Linked DNA regions of Homo sapiens: regions 2, 3, 4, 5, 6 and 7 are each linked to region 1. A link is a contact called in ENCODE Hi-C or POLR2A ChIA-PET data. All regions are on one chromosome and are shown on one strand. Each heading gives the region's core, a stretch centred on a gene start or an enhancer-like site at or near the end of the contact. The rest is flanking DNA. Distances are from core to core; before and after follow the strand shown. Region 1 holds the start of SLC9A1 (solute carrier family 9 member A1). Region 2 holds the start of LINC02574 (long intergenic non-protein coding RNA 2574). Region 3 overlaps FGR (FGR proto-oncogene, Src family tyrosine kinase). Region 4 holds the start of AHDC1 (AT-hook DNA binding motif containing 1). Region 5 overlaps AHDC1 (AT-hook DNA binding motif containing 1). Region 6 holds the start of SFN (stratifin). Region 7 holds the start of GPN2 (GPN-loop GTPase 2).

Evidence for each region. A loop is a pair of places that touch in the nucleus more often than their neighbours do. ChIA-PET counts read pairs that join two places held with the same protein, here RNA polymerase II (POLR2A). Pooled maps may share reads with other maps.
Region 2: a pooled map shows a loop between it and region 1 (4-fold over the local background). The contact joins the promoter of LINC02574 here to the promoter of SLC9A1 in region 1. A Hi-C loop is called at or near these places in 6 of 50 pooled maps. POLR2A ChIA-PET finds 5 or more read pairs at or near these places in 4 of 52 experiments (A673, CD4-positive, alpha-beta T cell, Panc1 and 1 more).
Region 3: a loop to region 1 is called in a pooled map, with 2.6 times the contacts of the local background. The contact joins the enhancer-like site here to the promoter of SLC9A1 in region 1. A Hi-C loop is called at or near these places in 2 of 50 pooled maps. POLR2A ChIA-PET finds 5 or more read pairs at or near these places in 3 of 52 experiments (GM12878, T-cell and WTC11).
Region 4: a pooled map shows a loop between it and region 1 (5-fold over the local background). The contact joins the promoter of AHDC1 here to the promoter of SLC9A1 in region 1. A Hi-C loop is called at or near these places in 8 of 50 pooled maps. POLR2A ChIA-PET finds 5 or more read pairs at or near these places in 6 of 52 experiments (AG04449, K562, activated B cell and 3 more).
Region 5: a pooled map shows a loop between it and region 1 (3-fold over the local background). The contact joins the enhancer-like site here to the promoter of SLC9A1 in region 1. A Hi-C loop is called at or near these places in 7 of 50 pooled maps. POLR2A ChIA-PET finds 5 or more read pairs at or near these places in 4 of 52 experiments (A673, H1, K562 and 1 more).
Region 6: a map of naive thymus-derived CD4-positive, alpha-beta T cell shows a loop between it and region 1 (22-fold over the local background). The contact joins the promoter of SFN here to the promoter of SLC9A1 in region 1. A Hi-C loop is called at or near these places in 2 of 168 maps with a recorded cell type or tissue (breast epithelium and naive thymus-derived CD4-positive, alpha-beta T cell) and 7 of 50 pooled maps. POLR2A ChIA-PET finds 5 or more read pairs at or near these places in 4 of 52 experiments (GM12878, PC-9, T-cell and 1 more).
Region 7: a pooled map shows a loop between it and region 1 (5-fold over the local background). The contact joins the promoter of GPN2 here to the promoter of SLC9A1 in region 1. A Hi-C loop is called at or near these places in 6 of 50 pooled maps. POLR2A ChIA-PET finds 5 or more read pairs at or near these places in 7 of 52 experiments (GM10248, GM12878, H1 and 4 more).

Annotation. Positions count from the first base shown.
Region 1 is chr1:27,153,657-27,156,791 of GRCh38, reverse strand. SLC9A1 (solute carrier family 9 member A1) reads left to right here and starts at 1,667. Exons shown (of 12, transcript NM_003047.5): 1 at 1,667-2,809. The coding sequence starts at 2,458. RefSeq lists an enhancer at 273-772 and a silencer at 1,718-1,947.
Region 2 is chr1:27,661,181-27,664,315 of GRCh38, reverse strand. LINC02574 (long intergenic non-protein coding RNA 2574) reads left to right here and starts at 1,594. Exons shown (of 2, transcript NR_151722.1): 1 at 1,594-1,639. RefSeq lists enhancers at 947-1,462, 1,532-1,741, 1,463-1,978.
Region 3 is chr1:27,630,071-27,633,205 of GRCh38, reverse strand. All of the region lies in intron 1 of FGR (FGR proto-oncogene, Src family tyrosine kinase), which reads left to right. Among named protein-coding and RNA genes, the nearest start is that of FGR, 3.5 kb to the left of the region's middle. RefSeq lists enhancers at 526-575, 976-1,115, 1,246-1,295, 804-1,304. Within about 2 kb of position 1,510, at least 25 of the 41 ENCODE cell types and tissues checked have a DNase peak (open chromatin) inside an H3K27ac peak, as active enhancers do; they include GM12878, where a contact is called at or near this core.
Region 4 is chr1:27,602,681-27,605,815 of GRCh38, reverse strand. AHDC1 (AT-hook DNA binding motif containing 1) reads left to right here and starts at 1,672. Exons shown (of 9, transcript NM_001371928.1): 1 at 1,672-1,710; 2 at 1,953-2,088; 3 at 2,322-2,419. RefSeq lists silencers at 1,328-1,867, 2,418-2,497 and an enhancer at 2,981-3,030.
Region 5 is chr1:27,555,773-27,558,907 of GRCh38, reverse strand. AHDC1 (AT-hook DNA binding motif containing 1) reads left to right here. Exons shown (of 9, transcript NM_001371928.1): 4 at 25-202; 5 at 378-603. Among named protein-coding and RNA genes, the nearest start is that of AHDC1, 47 kb to the left of the region's middle. RefSeq lists enhancers at 1,337-1,426, 2,938-3,135. Within about 2 kb of position 1,512, at least 32 of the 41 ENCODE cell types and tissues checked have a DNase peak (open chromatin) inside an H3K27ac peak, as active enhancers do; they include A673, where a contact is called at or near this core.
Region 6 is chr1:26,861,599-26,864,733 of GRCh38, reverse strand. SFN (stratifin) reads right to left here and starts at 1,585. Exons shown (of 1, transcript NM_006142.5): 1 at 278-1,585. The coding sequence starts at 1,521. The coding sequence ends at 775. RefSeq lists an enhancer at 1,021-1,900 and a silencer at 1,770-1,919.
Region 7 is chr1:26,888,713-26,891,847 of GRCh38, reverse strand. It overlaps GPN2 (GPN-loop GTPase 2), which reads left to right and starts at 1,565. Exons shown (of 5, transcript NM_018066.4): 1 at 1,565-2,162; 2 at 2,723-2,879. The coding sequence starts at 1,752. GPATCH3 (G-patch domain containing 3) reads left to right here. Exons shown (of 7, transcript NM_022078.3): 7 at 622-1,360. The coding sequence ends at 838. RefSeq lists enhancers at 1,222-1,491, 2,002-2,171, 1,527-2,404.

The DNA.
Region 1 (3,135 bases), core at 418-2,917:
TTTTTTTTTTTTTGAGACGGAGTCTCGTTCTGTCGCCCAGGCGGGAGTGCTGTGGCGCGATCTCCGCTCACTGCAAGCTCCGCCTTCCGGGTTCACGCCATTCTCCTGCCTCAGCCTCCCGAGTAGCTGGGACTACAGGCGCCCGCCACTGCGCCCGGCTAATTTTTTGTATTTTTAGTAGAGACCGGGTTTCACCGTGGTCTCGATCTCCTGACCTCGTGATCCGCCCGCCTCGGCCTCCCAAAGTGCTGGGATTACAGGCGTCAGCCACTACGCCCGGCCTAGACAATGGTATTTTAAAAAAGCTTTCCAGTGATTCCATTGTACAGCCATGATCCCTTGAACCTCACCAATTTCAACCAAACTATAGGTTCAAATTTAAGTTCCACTACTTAAAGCATGCCACTGTTGTGGGTTGAATTGTGTCCCGGCAAAAGAAGTTGAAGTCCTAATGCCCAGTGCCTATGAAGATGGACTAATTAGGATGCAGTCTTTGAAGATGTTCAGGTTAAGATGAGGTAATTACGTTGGATTTCTAATCCAATGACTGGTGTCCTTATAAAAAGGGGAAATCTGGCTGGGGGTTGTGGCTTACCCCTGTAATCCCAGCACTTTGGGAGGCCGAGGCGGGTGGATCACCTGAGGTCAGGAGTTCGAGACCAGCCTGACCAACATGGTGAAACCCCATCTCTACTAAAAATACAAAAATTAGCTGGACGTGGTGGTGGGTGCCAGTAATCCCAGCTACTCTGGAGGCTGAGGCAGGAGAATCGCTTGAATCCAGGAGGCAGAGGTTGCATTGAGCTGAGATGGCGCCACCGCACTCCAGCCTGGGCAACAAGAGCCAGACTCTATCTCAAAAAAAATAAAAATAAAAATAAAGTGTGGGCGGGGAATCTGGACGCAGAGACAGAGACACCAGGAGAACTCCATGGAATACCAGATAGTCCTAACAAACCACTGGAAGGTAGGAGAAAGGCATGGGACAGATTCTCCCTCATAGCTCTCAGCTGAAACCAACCCTGCCAACACCTAGATCCGACCTCCAGCCTCCAGAACTGTGAGACAATCAATTTCTGTTGTTGCAGCCACCCAGTTTGGGGTGATACTTTGTTACGGCAGCCCTAGTAAGCAATACAACTACTTGCATAGTAGCCAGGGGACTCTCTTCACCTGTTTCCTCATCTGTAAAAGTGGAATTGTAATAATGTGCCAGGGTGCATTCCAAATAGTTTACACGGATTGTCTCAGTCATTACATCATCCCTCTGACATAGTCACTATTACTGTCTCTACTTAACAGATGAGAAAGTTGTGAAACAGGTTAAGTAACTTGCTCAAGGTCACACGGTAACTAAATACATAAACTAATAATACATTCTTCACAGGATTATTCGAAAGCCCTTATGAGACTGCAGATGTGGACGTGAAATCGTTTTGTAAGTAGTCGGCATTTTACTCGCGTTAGTGAGGTTCTCTGTATATTCAGGACTTTTTTTTTTTTTTTTTTTTGTCATCTCTGACTCTCCTTCCTCTTCCTACGCGATACTTCTTTCCCTCGGCGACAGGGGCCGCTGCGCTGGGCGGGTGCCGACGGTCTCTCTAGCCCGCCGCACCGGCTGCTCGCTGGTGCCTATAAGTGACAGCGCCGGGCTCAGCTAGGCTTCAGTCTGCTGCCGCCGGGGCCGGGGCTAGGGTTAGTTCTGGAGCTGGACCAGGAGGAGCTGCAGCTGGGCCGGGGCGGAGCGCCGCGTCGCGCCAGGGCCGCGAGGAGGGGCGTGTTGCTGCTGGCCCACCGCGAGCCGCCCCCAGCCCGCGCCGAGGCGCCTTCCCGCCAGGCCGCCTGCCTTCCGCCTCTTTCCATTTCCCCGGAATCTCAGCCCGGCGCGCCTGGACCCCTGCCCCTCTCTGGGTGGAGAAGCTCCCGGCCGCTTCCCGGTTTCACTCCTTCTCAGCCTGGGCTCCCAGCCCCCTCTCTCCTTTTCCTGGACTGGCTCTCACCCCCTTCGGTCCCCTTCCTTTAGCTCAGGCTCCCTACCCCTTCCTTTAGCCCACAGCCCAGAGTCCCAGCTCCTCAGTCACTTTCCTCAGCCAAAGGTCCCAGCCTTCCTTCTTCCTTTCCTTTGCACTATCCCTATCCTGCCCCTTCCTCTATCCCTAGGGCTCAGTTTCCCACATCCGTCCTCCCCCTTCCCAGGCCCGGAGTTCCAGACCTTTTGGTCTCCTTTCGTGGTCGTTCCTGGGTCCTTGCCCCCTTTCCCCACTTTGGAGTTCCAGATTGCAAACCCAGCCTCCCTCCACCCCCAGAAAATTGCTTCCATGGAAATGCCTCTCTAAAACATGAACTTTTCCTAGAGACTACGCCAGTCTCTCTTCCCACTTGCTGACCCTTTGCTACCTATGTGCCCGGTTTTACTCTCATTTGGGTAAGGTCGAGGCTGGCTCTGGAAGCAGCACCATGGTTCTGCGGTCTGGCATCTGTGGCCTCTCTCCACATCGGATCTTCCCTTCCTTACTCGTGGTGGTTGCTTTGGTGGGGCTGCTGCCTGTTCTCAGGAGCCATGGCCTCCAGCTCAGCCCAACTGCCAGCACCATTCGAAGCTCAGAGCCACCACGAGAACGCTCGATTGGGGATGTCACCACCGCTCCACCGGAGGTCACCCCAGAGAGCCGCCCTGTTAATCATTCCGTCACTGATCATGGCATGAAGCCGCGCAAGGCCTTTCCAGTCCTGGGCATCGACTACACACACGTGCGCACCCCCTTCGAGATCTCCCTCTGGATCCTTCTGGCCTGCCTCATGAAGATAGGTAAGTCCCGTTTGCTCCGATGCTGCGGCCGCCACCAGACTGGTGAGCTTCTTGCCTCATCTCGCACCATTTGAGGCTGTCCAGGAGTAAGGATCTGAACTACCCCCATAAAGTAGGCAGTCTCCATCCTGCCACCTTGGTCCTTCTCAGGCTCCAGTTCTGTGGCTTCTGATCTGTGATCTGAGGCTTCCCAAGATTGGAGCCAGCACTGTGCACAGAAGAGAGCAGGATTAGAGAATGGGATGCCTCTGATCCTAGGTCCCTTCAGTAAGGCTTCCACGACTGGCAAGTCTCCTCTGGCTGGGCCAGACCCCCAGGGGAGCCAG
Region 2 (3,135 bases), core at 345-2,844, 510 kb before region 1:
ACTGCAACCTCCACCTCCTGGGTTCAAGCAATTCTTGTGCCTCGGCCTCTCAAGTAGCTGGGATTATAGGTGTGTGCCACCACGCCCGGCTAATTTTTGTATTTTTAGTAGAGACGGGGTTTCACCATGTTGGCTAGGCTGGTCTCGAACTCCTGACCTCAAGTGATCTGCCCACCTCGACCTCCAAAAGTGCAGGGATTACAGGCGTGATCCACTGCACTCGGCCTTCTTTGTTTTCAAAACTAGGGCTGGGGGTGTTACATATTGTGGTCTCCAGGGCTTCCTCCTCTAAAACATCTGCTGAGCCTGAAGCGCATGCTTCTGAGTCCCCTCAGCCTTGTCAGATCCTGGCTTTCTGAGGATGAATTTTATTTTTGGAAGCAGCCAAAAGCCACTCTGTAGTGCCAACTTTGGTGACTAAAGTGGGTGACGGTGCGGGGCGATACCATGTTTGGTCACAAATGAGGGTAACTAGAAACTAGCAGGGCTTGTCTCTACTAAAAATACAAAAATTAGCCGGGTGTGGTGGCGGGCGCCTGTAGTCCCAGTTACTCGGGAGGCTGAGGCAGGAGAATCGCTTGAACCCAGGAGGTGGAGGTTGCAGTGAGCCAAGATCACCCCATTGCACTCCAGCCTGGGCGACAGAGTGAGACTCCGTCTCCAAAAAAAAAAAAAAAAAGAGTCCAAAAATAGATCCCATCTCTGACTGCCAATGTAGAGGTTCTCTGTCCTCATCACTTTTCTCTGGACCTGTTTCCCAGATTGTAAAATGGGGAAGGGAAGGAGTTGAACTCTCGTCCAGACCTAGAATGTCTTTCTCCAGTGCTCAAGTTAGGAGCGTCTTGCTCTTAAATAAAATACTTTAGGGATTTCCTTGTTCTTTAAGGGCCTTCCAGGTCCCCCATACCCTTGAATCACCACTCTCCCGGCAGGGGCTCTCACAATTTCATGGTGCTATGTGCGGATCTGACCACCAGGTGGCAGTACAGTCCTATCTTGGACTCCATCAGCCCTCATCAGCCTTTAGCAGCTCCACGATTACCAACAGCCCTCTCTGGGGCAGGCAACCAGGGTTAAATAGAGACGGAAATGAATAGACCTCGCCCCTGCTCAGCAGCAGGAGCTACTGAAGCTCACAAGAGTGGTCCATCAGAGAATCCCTCCAGGGCCCACCTCCTCTTCCCTTCAAGTCCTCAGTCCTACAACTTGGGGATCTCCAAACTCCTGTAGTCAGGTCTCACCTCCAGGCTCACTGCCTGCGCTCCCAGACCCAAGTCACAAGGATGAAAGTTAACGAGAGGAGCACACCACACGCACTTCTTGGCTGGGCAGCAGAGGGGGATGCTGGGAACTGGGCATCACTAGATTCTGCCTGGAAAGGGGGGTCTGGGCCAGCCGAGGGTCTGGGGCAACAGTAGCTGGAGGCTGCCGAGGCAGGGGAGGCCTGTGGCTTCCTGTGAAGAACAGAGGAGCCACTTCCTTTAAGCAGATGGCTGGGGGAGGGGTGGAAGATGAGGGAGCATAGGCTTCCTGGCTTAGCGGGCGGAAAAGGGGTCCCAGGAAGGCCCCATGAACAGGTCCAGAGCAGCCTTCTCTTTCCCTCTTTCTGGGTCTCCATGGAACAGACAGCTGAGACAAGGTAAGGTCACACTTGTGAAGTTCTGTGCCGTGAAGCCACAGAAAGGATAGTCAGGTTAGGGAACAGGCTCATCTGTAGAGGCCAGTAAAGAAATGGAGCCTTGGTTATTCCAAAAAGCAAGTCCAAGCACCTACCCCCCAGTATCCAAGTCCCAGTCCCCAGCCTCAGAACCCAGTCCCAGAAATCCAGCCCCCATTTCCCCGCTCCAAGCACCAGTTCCCAGAGAAACGTCCAGTGCCAAGTCAGAAGCTGGCAGAGGCCCACTGGTTCATTATCTGTGTGAACAAATGGCATGGGCCCACAGGAGAGATTTTTTTTTTTTTTTGAGACAGGGTCTTGCTCTGTCGCCCAGGCTGGAGTGCAGTAGCACAATCACGGCTCACTGCAGCCTTGACCTCCTGGGCTCAAGTGATCCTCCCACCTTAGCCTCCCAATTGGGACCACAGGCATGGACCACCACATCCAGCTAGTTTTTTTTTTTTTTTTTTTTTTTTAGATGGAGTTTCGCTCTGTCACCCAGGCTGGAGGGCAATGGTGCAATGGTGCGATCTCGGCTCACTGCAACCTCCACCTCCCGGGTTCAAGCGAGTCTCCTGCCTCAGCCTCCCGAGTAGCTGGGATTACTGGTGCGTGCCACCATGCCCGGCTAATATTTGTATGTTTAGTAGCTACGGGGTTTCGCCATGTTGGCCAGGCTGGTCTTGAACTCCTGACTTTAGGTGATCTGCCTGCCTCAGCCTGACCACAAATTCTTGATGAACCAGTAGAGCTTGCCTCCCAGCACCCACAGCTACCAGGGCACAGCGTGGTTTAACTGCTCCAGGTTCTGATCTGCAGAAGGGGTAGGGGTCTTCACTCAGCCATGATCACTATCCTTGGAACCCACCAAACTAAGCCCATTTCTCCTTCAGTCTTTCACACTTGGGCCAAAGACACCTCCAGGCATGCCGGTGCCTAGGCCAGACACCTTCCCAAAGGCTTTTCCCCCTAACTTTTCAGTGATGGCTCCTTCTGCACTCTTTGGTCTTCACTCAAATGTCACCTCCTCAGAGAAGCCCTCCCTGACCACCTACTTTAAAATTGCCTCCTTGTTTCTCTCTACCATAGTAATTGCCAACTTGTCTGCCCCTTGGAATCATCTGAGAGCTTAAAATTGTATGGATACCTGTGTCTCACTCACGGTGTGGGAACAGCTTGCTCTCCATGTCACTCTTTTAATTTTCTGTATAAAGCCAGTAAAGACATAGAGTCTTGGTGACTCCAAGAAGTAGGCCCGGGTACCCAACCCCAAGTACCCAAGTCCCAGTCCTCAGCCTCAGAGCCCAGCTCCAAACACCCAGGTCCAAAGTTTTACATATATTAACTCTTTTCATCCTTACAATAATTCTCTCGGGTGTTCTTAGGATCCGCATTTTACAGATGAAGAGATCAAGGTACAGAGAGGTTAAATAATTTCCCTAAGGCAAGCAGCTAGCAAGTGACAGGACAAGGATTTG
Region 3 (3,135 bases), core at 261-2,760, 480 kb before region 1:
TGAATCCTTACCTCATCCCTACCAAGTTTCATGTACCCTCCGGGGAGGAGGGTGTGGGGTTTAGGGGCTTCATGACTACTTCCTGTTCCAGTGAGTAGGTGCTCTCACACCCTCCTCCAGTGAGGGTGTGAGTGTTTGTATGTTTTGGGCTCTGAGTGAATGAGCATGAACCCTTGAGCATATGAGTGGATGTTTGGGTGATCTCTGCAGCCACCTGGGGCTGATGTGGCAAAGGAAGTGGCCAGACCTCAGGAGGCTGGGTAGGGAACCCCAGAGCTGGGGAAGTAGGGGCCAGGGCTCTTCCCACGCAGAGCAGACTGGGCTGACCTAAGGTGGGAAAAGGCAGGATGTCCCCCTCACCGCCCCACTCCCCTGAGGGACCAGGGAGGGGGCTTCCTGTCTGGCCACACTGTGAAATCTAGACTCCCATCCCTTGGCTGCCCCTGGACCCCCGCCCCCCGCCGCCATGGCTTCCATCTCCTGAAAATCCTGAGTCCCAGGCCAGATGGCATCTAAAGAGCTGTGTTTTAGAGGCTGGTGGGTGGTTTTCAGCAACAGGTGGAAAACCACTTTTACCCACAAGAAGTGGAAAAAACTGCTAATGGCCTCGGGACCACATGGAGGGTAAAGGCCACCCCCGATCCTGCACACACCTGGCCTCACCACGGTGGTGGTGGAGTCAGACAGGGTTGGGTGGGTATGTCTTCTTCAGGAGGCAGTTTCGAGGCCTCAAGAAAGGATGGTGTGAGATGAAAGGGGGTTAATGAAGGCAGGGCACGGTGGCTCACGCCTGTAATCCCAGCACTTTAGGAGGCCGAGGTGGGTGGATCACCTGAGGTCAGAAGTTCAAGAACAGCCTGGCCAACATGACTAAACCCCATCTCTACTAAAAATACAAAAATTTAGCTGGGCATGGTGGCAGACGCCTGTAATCCCAGCTACTCAGGAGGCTGAGGCAGGAGAATTGCTTGAACCCGGGAGGCAGAGGTTGCAGTGAGCCGAGATCGAACCATCGCATTCCAGCCTTGGCGACAGAATGAGACACTGTTTCAAAAAAAAAAAAAAGAAGAAGAAGAAGAAGAAGAACAAAGAAAGAAAGAAAGGGAGTTAATGAGCAGTGGGGGCCTCAGCAAAGGCACTGGCATTCAGCCAGGTGGAGGGTCTCGGTGAGAGGACTGAGGGTGAGGGATGGAAGCCCGCCCGGTCTGAGGGATAGGGCCTAGTGAGAGATGCGGCACAGTGGGATGGGAGTCACCTGCAGACCTCAGCCTTGCTCCCTGACCCTCCAGCCCTGGCCTGCCCCCGGCCAGCCCAGAGCCTGGAGGAGAAGCCGGAACTCTTGCAGGATGGTGGTTTCCTGCCCCTGCCCAAAGTCCCGGTTCCCTTTTGATGAAATCCCCCAGGCGGCTGGGCCAGCTCAGCCCTCTCACCTCACCCTGGGAACTTCTCTTTCTTCTCAGCCCTGCCCAGTTCTGTACCCTCTGGTCCCACACCGTCACTGCCACGGAGGACCTTCCTCAAGGGAAAGGAGGGAAGTGAAAGTTCACTGGGCACTTACTGTATGTCTGATGCTTTCAGTGATGTGACCCCATTTGATGCTGAGAAGCAACCCCAGGAGGTGGACATTTGTATTCTTATTTTATAGGCAAAGATGCTGCCGCTCAGGGAGATGAACTGACTTGCCCAATGCCTTAAGCTAGTTGTCAGGCAGGCTAGAATTTGAGCCTAAATCTGCCTCTAGATCCCACAGATACTTGGTGAGGGTTGCGGGGGCAGGACATCCTGTGTCTACATCAAAGAACTGGCATAGCTTTGGGAAGTGTGGGCCTCGAAAAAGGATGGGTGGACCTGGGGTTCCTATGTCCAGCAGTAGGGGTGAGTGGGAGGCAGGGTCCCTCCCTGCTGGGTGACCAGCTGCCATATGACAGGGGTGGTGTGTTCGACCGGAAGTATGACATTCACTAGTTAGGAACAGCATGATCTCCTGCTCAGGCTTTGGAGAACACAGCAGTGGGGGAGGGAACAGAACTCTGGACTTGAATTAATAGTCCTGACTTTGAATCCCTTGTCTGGCTGTGTGATCCTGGGAAAGTAACTTCCCCCTATGCAAAAGAGAAGGTGGAGTGGTAAATGGTCCCTGGGGGCCATTCTGGTTTTGGTTATTGGTCACACTTGGCCACTGCACATCGGGCAAGAGCCACATGTCATGAAGCCCTCACAACAACTACTCAGAAGGTGCAGATGCAACAACTAAGGCTCAGAGGCTTATGTCAAAGATCCAAGGTCATAGAGCTACTGAAGAATGGAGCTGGGGAGGGCCACAGGGCAGATGTTGAAGTGAGGAGCACTGCGGTCCAGGGTTGGACCTCAGTTTGATACTTGTAACCTGATTTTGACCCTGATGGGGATCTCGGAGGCGACTCCTGTAAACCAGATGTTCAAGAGACATATTTATAAACAGAACCAAGTGCCCAGAATGATGCTGTGGCTACTCTCTGAGCTGCCCCCTTTCTGGTATTAGCAGGCAGCGAAGTTCAGTGCTGAGAAAAGAGAGACCTGGCTTCTTCAGATTCAGCGACTGCCTGAGAAAATCTGGGCAGATATGGCTCTCTCTCTCTCTCTCCTGCGCCCCTCCCTCCCCCCACCTGCGCCCTGCCTGCTGTATCAAGGATTTAGAGCATGAGGCACAGGGCTGAGAACACTAGGTGCTCCTTAAGAGACACACGTTATTGCAGGGGTGTCCAATCTTTTGGCTTCCCTGGGCCGCATTGGAAGAAGAAAAATTGTCTTGAGCCACACATAAAATACACTAACACTAATGATAGCTGATGAGCTTTAAAAAATTGCAAAAAAGGCCGGGTGCAGTGGCTCATGCCTGTAATCCCAGCACTTTGGGAGGCCGAGGCGGGCAGATCACGAGGTCAGGAGATCGAGACCATCCGGGCTAACACGGTGAAACCCCGTCTCTACTCAAAATACAAAAAATTAGCCAGGCGTGTTGGCAGCGCGCCTGTAGTCCCAGCTACTCAGGAGGCTGAGGCAGAAGAATCACTTGAACCCAGGAGGCGGAGGTTGCAGTGAGCCAAGATTGTGCCACTTTACTCCAGCCTGGGCAACAGAGTGAGACCCCGTCTC
Region 4 (3,135 bases), core at 423-2,922, 450 kb before region 1:
AGCTGCTCCAAGATGAGGGCCTCTCCAGTCGGTCATGGCAGCCCCATGATGCCAAATCAATAGTGTCCCGTTTAGAGCCCTAGACCTCTCCTATTACTGCTGCACACACCCTCTGCCAAGGGCCAATAGAGAGTGTTCCCCAGATCCCCTCTCTTGTCCTCTGGGGGTACTGGACTGCCATAGAGAAGGAGCTTGGAAGGAGTGAAGGTGTGGGGAAGATAGTGACCAGGGAGTTGCGGTTGGCAAAATGTCACCAGCTGCCTTTGTCACACACTGGCCAACACCCTGCAAGGCCAAAGGAAGAGTCAGAAACAGGTAGGCCAGAGACAAAGGCACTGCTCTAGGAACTTCAGACCTGGAGCAAGATAGACAAGGCCAGCAGACACAGGGTGTGGAACATCAGACACACAGATGAGGTGGTCCAGTGAGGTGGGACCGCCGCAGGGCCAGTCAGGGCCGGCGTTGGTAGACACCTAGGACACAGGACACGACAGCCACTATGCATTATTCATCTCCGTGTCCCTTGCAAGCCCTGCATACCTCAGTTAACATTTGTTGAAGTGCCAAGAAAGGACACACAGACACAGGGAGAGAAGGTCAGTTACAGAAATGGAGGGAGTCACAACTCCTTGTCATAGCCCAGGGGTTAAGCTTGTGGGGTTTGGAGTTAGTCAGACCCTGGTTCAAATCCAGCTGGGTTCAGCCACTTGCTAACTGGAGAACCTGGACCTCAGTGCCCCCATCTCTAAAATGGAAATAACAGCACTATTTTACCGCAGCAGTTCAGCCATCTCCGGGGGCGGTAACAAGGCCCCCAAGCAGCGCACATTCCCATCTGTGGGATAGGCTAGGCAGGGGCTGGAGAACACATGTGACCTGAAGAGGAGGTAGGTGAAAGTGCTGAGCCCAGCCCCCGGCCGCGGCAGGAGGTCAGCACCGTTCAATCTGAATCCTGCTTCCTGACACAACGCAAATGCTCAGCAGAATTCGGAAAAGGGTGTGTGTGTTCTATCTGCGGATTATCCAGGACTTTTGAGCCCTCGCCGCCCTTGGACATATAGGAAAGCTGGGAGTTGCAAGGGCGAAACCGAGGTCGGAGTTTGAGAGGAGGGGTCACTGAGTGAGGAAGCAGCGCTGGCTGGGTCTCCCCCGCTCCCCCGCCCCAGCAGCCCTCCCGCCATATATACTTGAGCTTTACTCAATAAGAAACCTTTTCAGAAAAGGATAACGTCCCCAGATTGAGAGAGCCGGTCCTCTCCTCTGCCCTCTCCCCCTCCCATTTAATTGGGACGCCCCAGAAAGTCGCAGCCCCTTTGGCTAATCCCCTGGTTCCCTATTCCACTCCCATTCCACTCTCAGACCCCGCCCCTTCACTCCCACCCGCAACCTCCGCTCGATCCAGAGCCCCCCGGTGGAGACAAGGAACACAGGGACCATTCTTAACCCTTGGGGAGGATCTTCGCCCGTTGGTAAACGAGGACGCGCTCCAGCCAGACGAGCCCCAGGCGCGGGGTCCCCGGGGCTCCTGGCCGCGCCGTCGGAGCAGCCGGCGCGGCCCCGCCCTCCCCGCGCGCGGAGCGGCCGGGGCGGGGACTACAAGTCCCGGCGTGCCGCGCGCGCGCTCCCCCCTGGGGTTCCGGATGGTGAGCGGCGAAGGTAAGGCGAGCTCGCAGAGGCAGCGGCGGCGGCGGCGGAGACGGAGAGAGGCAGGCAGGCAGGGCGAGGGCGAGAGACGGAGGGAGGGAGCGAGCGAGGCGGACCAGACAGACAGACAGGCGGGCGGGCGGGCAGAGCGAGCCACCCGCCAGGCTGCGCTCAGCCCCGCTCGCAGCGGAGAGAGCAGAAGGCAGGAGGAGGGAGGGGAGGAGGGGGAGGGAGGGAGAGAGGGAATCCAGCTACCACCACCCAAAGCCAGCGTCTGCTTTCTGTCCTCATTTCCTTTTCCCACCCAGCTTGGAGAGCAGAGAAAGGCAGAGAGAGCGAGAAATAGAGACAGTCTGAGAGACAGACAGACAGCCAGAGAGAGCGGGAGGGAGGAGGGCGGAGGAGGAGGAGCAGGAGGACTACGCGGGGCGCGTTCCCTCCCAGGTTTGCTATTGGGGGGGGTGGGGGCGGGGGTGTCCAGGGCTGGGAGAGTGTGTGCGCGGCGGGAGGGCGAGGGGGGCGCAGAGAGAGCGAAGGAGTGATCGAGGTGGGGGGGCGCCGCGGGAGCGGGGGGCCGTGTCCAGCGGAGTTAGCGGCGGAGAATGTGAGCCGAGGCGCGAGCCATGCTGTCAGCGACGGCGGGCGGCTCAGGGCTCCTCCACGACTCCTCTCCTCAGCAGCCGGGCGCCCGCGTCGCTGCCACCGCCGGAAGACAGACGTCCCCCAAAACCCCTCGCCTGGCTCGGACCCACGGAGCCGGCAGCCCAGCACTCCGGTGAGTGGCGCCTCCTCCCCAGCCCCAGACCCCCGCTGGGGACCGGCCGGCCAGGCTCTTTTGTGCAGCGCACGGGGGGGGCCTGCGTCCCCCGGTCCGGTCCGCTGGACCCGGTGGCTGCGGTGCCCGCGGTGCGATCGGTCTTTGTTTCCACCGGGGCCCGCGGCTCGGCTGGGCTCGGCTCGAAGCCTGGCAGGCAGCGCCGGGAAGGGGGAGGGGGAGGTGGACGGGGAGGGGGGGCGGGGAGGGGGGGTTCTCGGGTTTCCTGGCCGCCCCGCGGCTCCCCCGGCTCGGGGGCGAGGTGCGCGCCCAGCGCTGCCGCGCGCCCCCTCCTCCTTCCCCCTCCCTCCGCCTTTGGATTTAAAACTGCAATTTGCTCTCCAGCTTGCTGAGAATGTGGGGGGGGGGGGAATGAAGGGGGGACCGTGGGAGCGGAGAACAAGGCTGGATTTTAGGATCGGCGCTGGGAAAAGGGGAGACTGCGGAGGGAGGAGCCCCTCCCCTCCAACCCCCAAATCCCTAGGATCCACTGGCTCTCGGGGAGTTGAGGGGCGGGGACCTAATGACCCGGAGGGGGTGTGGGGCGGAGGAGGGATTTGGGGGCGGCTAGGGCTGGAGGGGTTGGGCCGCGTGCCCGGTTACCTGGCGAACAAAGTCGGCTCACTTTTGCATAAATAAATAAATAATCGCCTATCAATGCGTTTCCTCTGGGGCTC
Region 5 (3,135 bases), core at 263-2,762, 400 kb before region 1:
GTGGTGCTGTGTTTGCTTCCACAGATGGGAGCTTGCCTGATTGTCAACCCATCGGCCTGGACCCCAGAGCCCACCCAGTTGAGCGTGTGCAGAGGGCCCCGAGTGCGGGGCGACGCTCAGGCCGTTGCAGAGACCACCCTGGAGATGCTGATGAAGACAGGCCTTTCCTGCTGAGCCCAGCCTATCTTCGCAGCCTGCTCAGGTAACAGTGTGCAGGGAAGTCAGGCTTGGGCCTGGGCCACCCCCAGGAAGTGGGGATCAGGGGAACTTGCCTCCCAGTCCCAACAGGGATCCCCTCCCAGCTTAGGTCAAAAAGAGCTTCTTTACAGAATCAAAACATATTAACCCAACATTTACTCAAACTCCCCATTATCCAGAAAGGGGAACTGAGGCTCATGGATATACAGTGAGTCCTACCTCCTAGCCTGAGGACTCTTCCCTGCGCCTTGATGACCTGAGAGAACTGGGAGGAGAAAGGGGTTGTGACAATGACCAGGACTCAGGGCAGAGGTGGAAACCAGAGTGCCTGATGTGTGCAGCTGCTGACCCCCCCAGGACACCTCTCTACCGGAGTCTGTGGAAGCAGAGAACTGGGAGGCCAAGGTGAGGTGCTGGGAGGGCCTGGGTAGCCCAGGTATGCTAAGGTGCCCTTGCAGGACAGGGAGGGGGCGGGGGCAGTGGCAGGACCCACCTCCCTACTCCTGGCCCAGGTTAGCCCACCCAGGCTCAGGAGCTGCAGAGCCAGGTGAAGCTGCCCTGCCCTGCAGAGGCAACTCCCTGAACTGACACATGAAGCCTGCGGCTCCAGGAAGCTCCCTAGAGCTGAGCCTGCCTGGGGACCCCACCCTACTTCCAAAGGAGCATTCCTGGGGCCTGAGGTCTGGGGGTGGAGTCTCCTGGGATTGTAAGGGTGGGGAGGTACAGCTGTGGGAGGATGCGAGGCTGTGTGTATCCGAATGTAAATGTACAGGGCACTCAAGCTTGTGTGCAAGCAGGTGTGTGTGGAAGGCTCTGTCCTTCCGTGCACATGGGGTAATATACAAGAGTTGTGTAAGTGGACTGGGCTGGGGAGCGTTCAAGGGCTGTGTATGTGGTACCCGGAAGTATGAATATGCAGGATTCTGGGTGTGTACTGGGCAGGTGTGGGGATACTGTGTGTGCCACACTGGATGTCATGTGTGCAAGGGTGCTAGTGTACACTGGAGAGATGTGTGTATAGACAAGATCTGAATACACTGCGATGGTACGGTGTATGCACACGGGGATCTGTGTGTACACTGGCTAAGTGTGTGCTCAGGGTTCTGGGTGCACAGTGGGAGTGATGTGCACATGTGGCTCCATTTGTGCTTTGGAGGTGGGTTGGGCAAGCCTTGAGCTGAGCTGGGCTCAGCAGTGCCCAGCCTTGTGGCCAAATTGCTGAAGTCACTTCCTTTCCAGCAGCAACTTTCCAGGAGGAGGAGTTCTTCAGACCTGGGCGGGGAGCGGGGGGGCGTGGAACAAGGAGCTCTCTGGGGAAGGAGGTGGGCGGGGGTGAGAGGCTGCAGGGAAGGCCTAGTGGGGCTGGAGGAGGGGAGTCCTCCGGGAGACAGAAGGAAAGACAAGGACGGGAGTCTGGAAGGGCCAAGGGCAGGAGGGGAGGGGGGCGGAGCAGGGCGGGAAGCTTAGTCCCTGGGTGACCTCGGAGGGAGGAAGGGAGGGCCGCCGGCAGGGTGACCCTCGGGTCCAGCCAGAGCTGGCGGTGGCGCCCACACACCTGGCACCCAGGGCAGGGGGCTGGCAGGGGGCGGTTCTGGGGCAGACCTGCTTGCCAGGTGCCCTGTTCCAGGGAGGAAGGGGGTGGGCGAGGGTTGCACAAAGGAGCTCTGTGTGGCTGGGGGTAGGGTGGGGTGGGGTGTGCACTGCTGTGCTGTGCTGTGGGGGGGCCCTGATGGCCCCAGGGGGCGGGGCAGGGCCAGCTCCCCTTGGGGGCATCAGTGGCTCCAAGGGGACACCTAGTGGCGAGGGAGAGTAGTGCATCTAGTTGGATGGCTGTTGGTGGGAGGTGGTGACTAGAAGCTGAGAGGAGGATAGATTAGAAGTCAAAAATTAGAACTGATGGTTGGGACTAGGACCGTTGTAGGAGGCTGCAGGGGAGGGCGCTGAATCTCTGGACACCAAAGAAGTTTGATTTACAGAAGCCCAACCTAAATTCAGACACCAGCTTAATTGAATGAGATGGCTGTTTGTTCTTAAGGGCATAACTTAACCTCTCTGTGCCTCTATTTAAATGATGCCAAATGAGTGACAGCTGCCATTATTATTGCCATCATTGTTATTTGTATTATGATATTGTGCCTGGGATCAGGTTGAAAGAAGATATTCAGGTGTTACTGTGTGGGCAGGTAGGCGGCTGAAGGGAAGGAGGTGGACAGAGGTGATGACTAGTCCCTGAGGGACAGATCCTGAGAGATAAGGCCCCTGGAGGAAAAGGGAGGTGATGGGAAGGTCTCAGAGCAGCAGTAATGGCCCCTTTGATGCAGTGTTTTCCATTTGAGGACATCCCAGGGCCTTCGAACCAGGCTGGGAGGGAAATGGTGGGGGAGGAGGAGTGTGCAAGCTGGAGAGAGGGTCATGAGGCCGGAAGTGAGAGCTGGGGCTGGCAGCCTGGCTCCCCTGGGGAGGCAGTGGGTGGGGGAGGGGAAGGAGGGCTGGGGAAGGGGTGGGGTGGTCACAGCCACAGCCGGGGAGGGTGGGGCTGGGGACTCAAGGATGTGGGCTGGCGCTTCCCGGCACTGTGCACAGCAGGTTGGGGCCCCCAGCCCCCTCCCAACCAGCTGGTGTCCCTATGGGCAAGCTCAGACACACTGACCCAACAGCAGACAGGCAGACAGAAGTACCCCTTTGACTTTGTCCACAGACCAGGGCTAGGTGGTACCCTTGGGAGGGGTCCAAGAGAATGGCCGCCGGGGTGTGGTGAGGAGGGGAGCCAGCTGTTTCCCTCAGATCCTGGAGGCTGCAAAAGAGAGCAGTGGCCAGCCTCAGGAGGCCTGGCAGGAGGACGTGCCCAGAGGTCTTCACGGGTGGGTTGAACAGAAGCCACCACCGGAGAGGAGGTTTTTCTCTTCTGCCAAGATCACACCCTCAGGCCCCAGCTGG
Region 6 (3,135 bases), core at 336-2,835, 290 kb after region 1:
CGCCGTGGCTCCCACTCACCTCCCCTCAGCCCGGCAGAGGAGCCACGGCGCCTCCTGTGGGTTCACCCGACCCTCCCGGTCCCGTCCAGTTTGACTGGGGCCGCCGTGATGGAGAGAGCCGGACCCCGGCCTCACCTGGACTCAAAGTCTTGCGTGCGGGCCACTGAGCCACCTAGGGAGTTCAGGGCCCTAACTCAGAGGTCCAAAGTCAGGGTCTCTAAGTCAGATTCCAGTCCCACTCCCAGCCCATCGCCAAGAACTGGAAGAGAGACAGGAGGAGTGTCACAGGGGAACTTTATTGAGAGGAAACATGGTCACACCCAGCAGACATGCTTTCCCTCAATCTCGGTCTTGCACTGGCGCGCGCGCACACACACACACACACACACACACACACACACACCCATCTCCAGCCCCTGCCACTGTCCAGTTCTCAGCCACAAGGCGGGACACTCCTCAATTCCTACGATCAGAGGCAGCAGGGGCAGGAGGGAGGCAAGAGGAGGGGAGAAGTAGCCTGGTCCTGGGGTCGGGAGGAAGCGGGTGCGGAGAGCAGGGGTGGGGGCATGACCAGTGGTTAGGTGCGCTCAACAGCTGCAAGAAGAGTGGGATCCCCAGCCCCAGGTGGCCTCAGCTCTGCCAGTCCCTCTCCACGGAGCCCTTTGGAGCAAGAACAGCGCCTAGGGGAGAAGGGTGGGGCCTCCCACCCCATACTAGTCCTCTCGGCAGGGTGGGGGACTGGAGGGGGCAGGGCGGGGCGGTGGCGGGCAACACTCAGCTCTGGGGCTCCTGGGGAGCCTCGCCCCCCTCTTCCCCGGCGTTGTCGGCCGTCCACAGTGTCAGGTTGTCTCGCAGCAGCTGCATGATGAGGGTGCTGTCTTTGTAGGAGTCCTCGCTGAGGGTGTGCAGATCAGCCATGGCCTCGTCGAAAGTGGTCTTGGCCAGAGAGATGGCCTCCTCGGGGCTGTTGGCGATCTCGTAGTGGAAGACGGAAAAGTTCAGGGCCAGGCCCAGGCGGATGGGGTTGGTGGGCGGCATCTCCTTCTTGCTGATGTCCATGGCCTCCTGGTAGGCTGACCGGGCTGAGTCAATGATGCGCTTCTTGTCGTCACCGGTGGCCACCTCGGCCAGGTAGCGGTAGTAGTCACCCTTCATCTTCAGGTAGAAGACCCGGCTCTCGGCGTCCCCGGCCTCCTTGATGAGGTGGCTGTCCAGCAGGCCCAGCACGGTGTCGCACACGCCCTGGAGCTCAGTCTCCACCTTCTCCCGGTACTCACGCACCTCGGGCCCCTTCTCCTCCGAGCCCTCCTCGTTGCTTTTCTGCTCAATACTGGACAGCACCCTCCAGGCAGCCCTCTGGCCGCCCACCACGTTCTTATAGGCTACTGAGAGCAGGTTTCGCTCTTCGCAGGAGAGCTCCTCGCCCTTCTCCACGGCGCCTTTCATGAAGGCTGCCATGTCCTCATAGCGTTCGGCCTGCTCTGCCAGCTTGGCCTTCTGGATCAGACTGGCTCTCTCCATGGCTCTGGGGACACACAGGCGGGCGGCGGGCTAACTGCTGCCTGGGACCAATGCCGGACTCTGTGTCTCTCCTGCTCTTGGCCTGCCTTTTGGCTGGGTGGCCAGGCCCAGAGAAGGGTGGGGAGGAGCAGGGGGCGGGACCAGGGCCCAAGACCTGCCTCCCTCTCCTCTCTTCCCCACACCCTTTCCGGCTCTGCAGTAAAGGTAAAAAGGCTGGGATGTGGGGGTGAATCATCAGAACAGTCAGCAGGAGAAATCTGGGCGTGGGCCCCACCTGCACTGGCACCTTTCCAGGCTCCAGGCTGCCCCCTCTTGTTCGGGGCTGGCATCACATGGCTGCCCACATCAGGAAACGGCTTCTCAAATCAGATCCACTTTCACAGTGCCCTTCCAGGGGCTAAGGACGGCTTTAGCCCCTGGCTGCTTCAGCCTCGACAGAGCCCATAAAGGTTCAGGAGGATGGGGTTCCTAATCCTGCCAGGTAACTTCCCCCCTTGGTTCAGGTGAGGATAACTCATGTTTAGGTAGGGCCATGGAGTTTCCCAAGCACTTTCATATTCACGATCGAATTTAATCCCCACCATGTCTCTGTGACACACACAGGACCATAGAGATGGGAACACTAAGTCTCAGAGAGGGGTGAGATTTGCTCAAAGTCACATAGCCACCAATTCCCTGAAACTCCTTTCTGCACCCTCTTCCTTTAGCTTTTCTCCCATTGAGGCCTCTGACCTATGAGCTCCAGACTGTGTTTGGAAGTGAGATCCAGGCTCCTTCTCAGTCTACCTGAAGATGGTTCCATCCTCCAGGCCTCATTCCCCCTCAGGGTCCCCTCTGAGCTCCCAGAATGCGCAGGTGGCAGCTTTCAGAGTGCCGCTTAATGAAGTGTTTAACAAGCAGCCTCTGAAGCTCCAGCCCAGCCTTTGTAATTAGTCACCCAGTAGGTTTGTTGGACACATTTCCCATCACTACACAATTTTCCCTTTCAAGTTGGTGGCCTGTTGCCACTTGTTTGAGGATTTACCCTCTGGCCCTCCACGCCAGGTCACCTGCCCTCTCCAAGCCACATGCCATCAGGTACCAGCGGGGCTCACAGAGGGTGGGGTCCAGCTCCCCGGCTGTCCCACTTTCCTGCCTGACTCAGACTGCTCTCTGTCTGAGGCTGGGAAGCAGTCCAGTTTGATCCCCCAGGGGGGACGCTAGCAACCTGGGGAGAGAGAGGACTGAGAAAGGGAGGTGGCAGTGACACATACCATTCTGTTTTATGGGGCAGCAATTCCAGCTACGTGATGCCTCCCCCAGCCTGTTTCTCAGAAGTTTACTTGTTCTTTCCTTTTTTTTTTTTTTAAATAGAGAGCAGATCTCACTACATTGCCCAGGCAGGTCTCAAACTCCTGGGCTCAAGCGATCCTCCTGCCTCAGCCTCCCAAAGTGCTGGGATTATGGGCATGAGCCACTGTGCCTGGCCTGTTCCTTCCTTTTGACCATTGCCCCATCTCTGACCCCTGGCAGAGTCCTCAGAGATGGAGACCTCTGTTGCCAACGTTCTTTCCCTGCTTGCCGGAGCCCTGGCCTCAAGTTTCATCAAGAGTTTCACCTAAGGGTGTTGGCATT
Region 7 (3,135 bases), core at 316-2,815, 260 kb after region 1:
TAATCCCAGCTACTCAGGAGGCTGAGGCAGGAAAATCGCTTGAACCCAGGAGGCAGAGGTTGCAGTGAGCCAAGATGGCGCCACTGCACTCTAGCCTGGGTGACAGAGCAAGACTCTGTCACAAAAAAAAAAAATTAGCTGGGCATGGTGGCATGCGCCTGTAGTCCCAGCTACTCTGGAGGCTGAGGCAGGAGAATCGCTTGAACCCAGGAGGTGGAGGTTGCAGTGAGCCGAGATCACGCCATTACAATCCAGCCTGGGTGACATAGTGAGACCCCATCTCAGAAATAAATAAATAAATAAAGTAAATCTGACTTTTTTTTTTTTTTTAAAGAGTAAGCCCTAAGGCTTAACAAGATCATTCATACCCTTTGTTGGAGGAGTTTGGACTTGATGGTTACTATTAGGAAGTCTGTAGTGACAGAATGAAAATTTTATATGAGGCCCCTTCTTGCTGGCACTGTCAATGGATAGATAAGAGGGCTGGAGAACAAAGACCCAGATTTAAAGCCTCTGTCTTTGGACAAACCAGATATGTAGTAACTACTTCCCCGTCCTCTCCCAACCCCTTTAACTGGAGTTTGAGAGCAGCCTTCTCACTGAGAGCCCGTTTTTATCCAGGTACCATGGAGAGAAGCTACAGCCATTTGGGCAACTGAAGAGGCCCCGTAGAAATGGCTTGGGGCTCATCTCCACCATCTATGATGAGCCTCTACCCCAAGACCAGACGGAGTCACTGCTCCGCCGCCAGCCACCCACCAGCATGAAGTTTCGGACAGACATGGCCTTTGTGAGGGGTTCCAGTTGTGCTTCAGACAGCCCCTCATTGCCTGACTGACCGGGTTGGGGGCTTCCTTTCATAGCTACATGATGAAAACCCTCTGCCCTGGCCTCATCTACCACTGAAGCAGAAAGGAGTCTGGGAGCAGCAGTCTTCGTGGCTGGTTCAGGGTGTTTTGTTCCGAGCCTGCCTGCCTGCCGGTTCTATACCTCAGGGGCATTTTTACAAAAAGCCCCCTCCCGTCCCCTCCCCTTGGATATTAGGGGTAACGACCGCTTGTCTTTGGTCTCTAACCCTAATCTCTGGGCTTGCCCTTTGCCTCCTGCAGAACTTTGAAAAGCTGGGTTGAGTGAGGCTATCAGCACAGCCTTCCTTGGGGACTCTGAAGGTGTCCCCACGAAGGCCAGAAAGGGGGAAAGGGACCTGGGCGAGGAGAGGATTTGTGGTGCTTGGAAGAGCCGGCCTTGGGTGGGCCCTCCACCGCCTCTACCCTCACTGGGTGGGACTGCCAGCGGAGAGTCCGCGGGAGGTGGCTTGGGTGTGCGACGTCACGGAAGAATAAAGACGTTTACTACTGGAGCTCCCTTACTTTTCTAATTCGAGTCTGAAGGTTAGAGAAATTCCGAGAGCGATTTTCCCGCAAAGACCCCACATTCGACCCACTACCCGCGAGAGAAATGCGGCTGCGCCGCCCGCCCCTCGGCGTCTAGCTTCGTCCCCGCCGTGAGGGCGGGACTTCCTCTCGTTGGCTCGCCGTTTCCGACGCTGTCCGGAAGTCGAGTTAGTCTAGTTAGTATCGGCCTGTTATCTCCTTTTGCGCGACACGGTCTCAGCTGTTCCGCCTGAGGCGAGTGACGCTGGCCGCCAACGAGGTATACGTACTGGGACCCTCGCCCTCAGTCTCGTCTCCGGCGCGGCTACCTGCCCCGTTTTCCCTGTGAGTTGACCTGCTCCGGGCCGCGGGCCGCCAATGGCAGGGGCCGCTCCGACCACGGCCTTCGGGCAGGCGGTGATCGGCCCGCCGGGCTCAGGGAAGACCACGTACTGCCTGGGCATGAGTGAGTTCCTGCGCGCGCTGGGCCGGCGCGTGGCGGTGGTGAACCTGGACCCGGCCAACGAGGGGCTGCCGTACGAGTGTGCCGTGGACGTGGGCGAGCTGGTGGGGCTGGGCGACGTGATGGACGCGCTGCGCCTGGGGCCCAACGGCGGCCTGCTCTACTGCATGGAGTACCTGGAAGCCAACCTGGACTGGCTGCGTGCCAAGCTCGACCCCCTCCGCGGCCACTACTTCCTCTTCGACTGCCCAGGCCAGGTGGAGCTCTGCACGCATCACGGCGCCTTGCGCAGCATCTTCTCCCAAATGGCGCAGTGGGACCTCAGGGTGCGTCTCAGGGCGGGGAGGCCCATTTTGCGGATGGAGTAACTGAGACAGGGAGGACAGACGCCACGCCCCCATGTCACACAGGGAGGTAGGGGCTGGGTCGCTTTGGAGTAAAACAGGCATGAGTTCAGAATCTGGCTCTGCTACTGACTGGCTGTGTGGTGTTGATAAGTCAGTTCATCACTCTGAACCTCAGTTTCCTCACGTGTAAAATGTGTTAGTAGCCAACTTGGCGATTTTGGAAGTATGGAAGGGGTTAATGTCGAAAGTGGCATGGAGATTGTTGTAAATTGGTGGGCAAAAGTAAATGAAAGAGTGGAGTCAGATGCCATGGGATTTAAACCCCTTGCCCACTGGGAGGCTCAGTGCAAGACCTCTTGTAAGAAAAAAAAAATGACTCCTATTTCCTGGGAGAAGGAAACCAGGGTGGTTATTAGAAAGAAACAGAGGCAGGAGACTAATGGGGAAAGCTTCCCCTCTGTCCTCAAGCCCTCATTCTCATGAGGGAATGCTGATCCCTGTTTCTCCAGGCCACTCTCACCCTGTCTATTCCCTCCCAGCTGACTGCCGTCCACCTCGTGGATTCTCACTACTGCACAGACCCTGCCAAGTTCATTTCAGTACTGTGTACCTCCCTGGCCACCATGCTGCACGTGGAACTGCCCCACATCAACCTCCTTTCCAAGATGGACCTCATTGAGCATTATGGGAAGCTGGGTAAGAGCTTCTGTTCCAGGCGAAGAGCAGGGCAGCAGCTGGGCTAGAATGAAGCAGACATCTCAGCTGAAGGTAGCTGCCTCTGGTGCCTTGCGTGGTCTGGTGATAGTAGCCACAGGCAGGTTCTAACTCCTGCCCATTTATTTTGTGCCACTCTGTGCTAGTTACCGTTGTAGATTTTGGAGACAAGAGAGCTACAGATGGTGTTAGGTGTTACAAAGGAATTAAAGTGATACGACAGTGAATATTTGGGAGT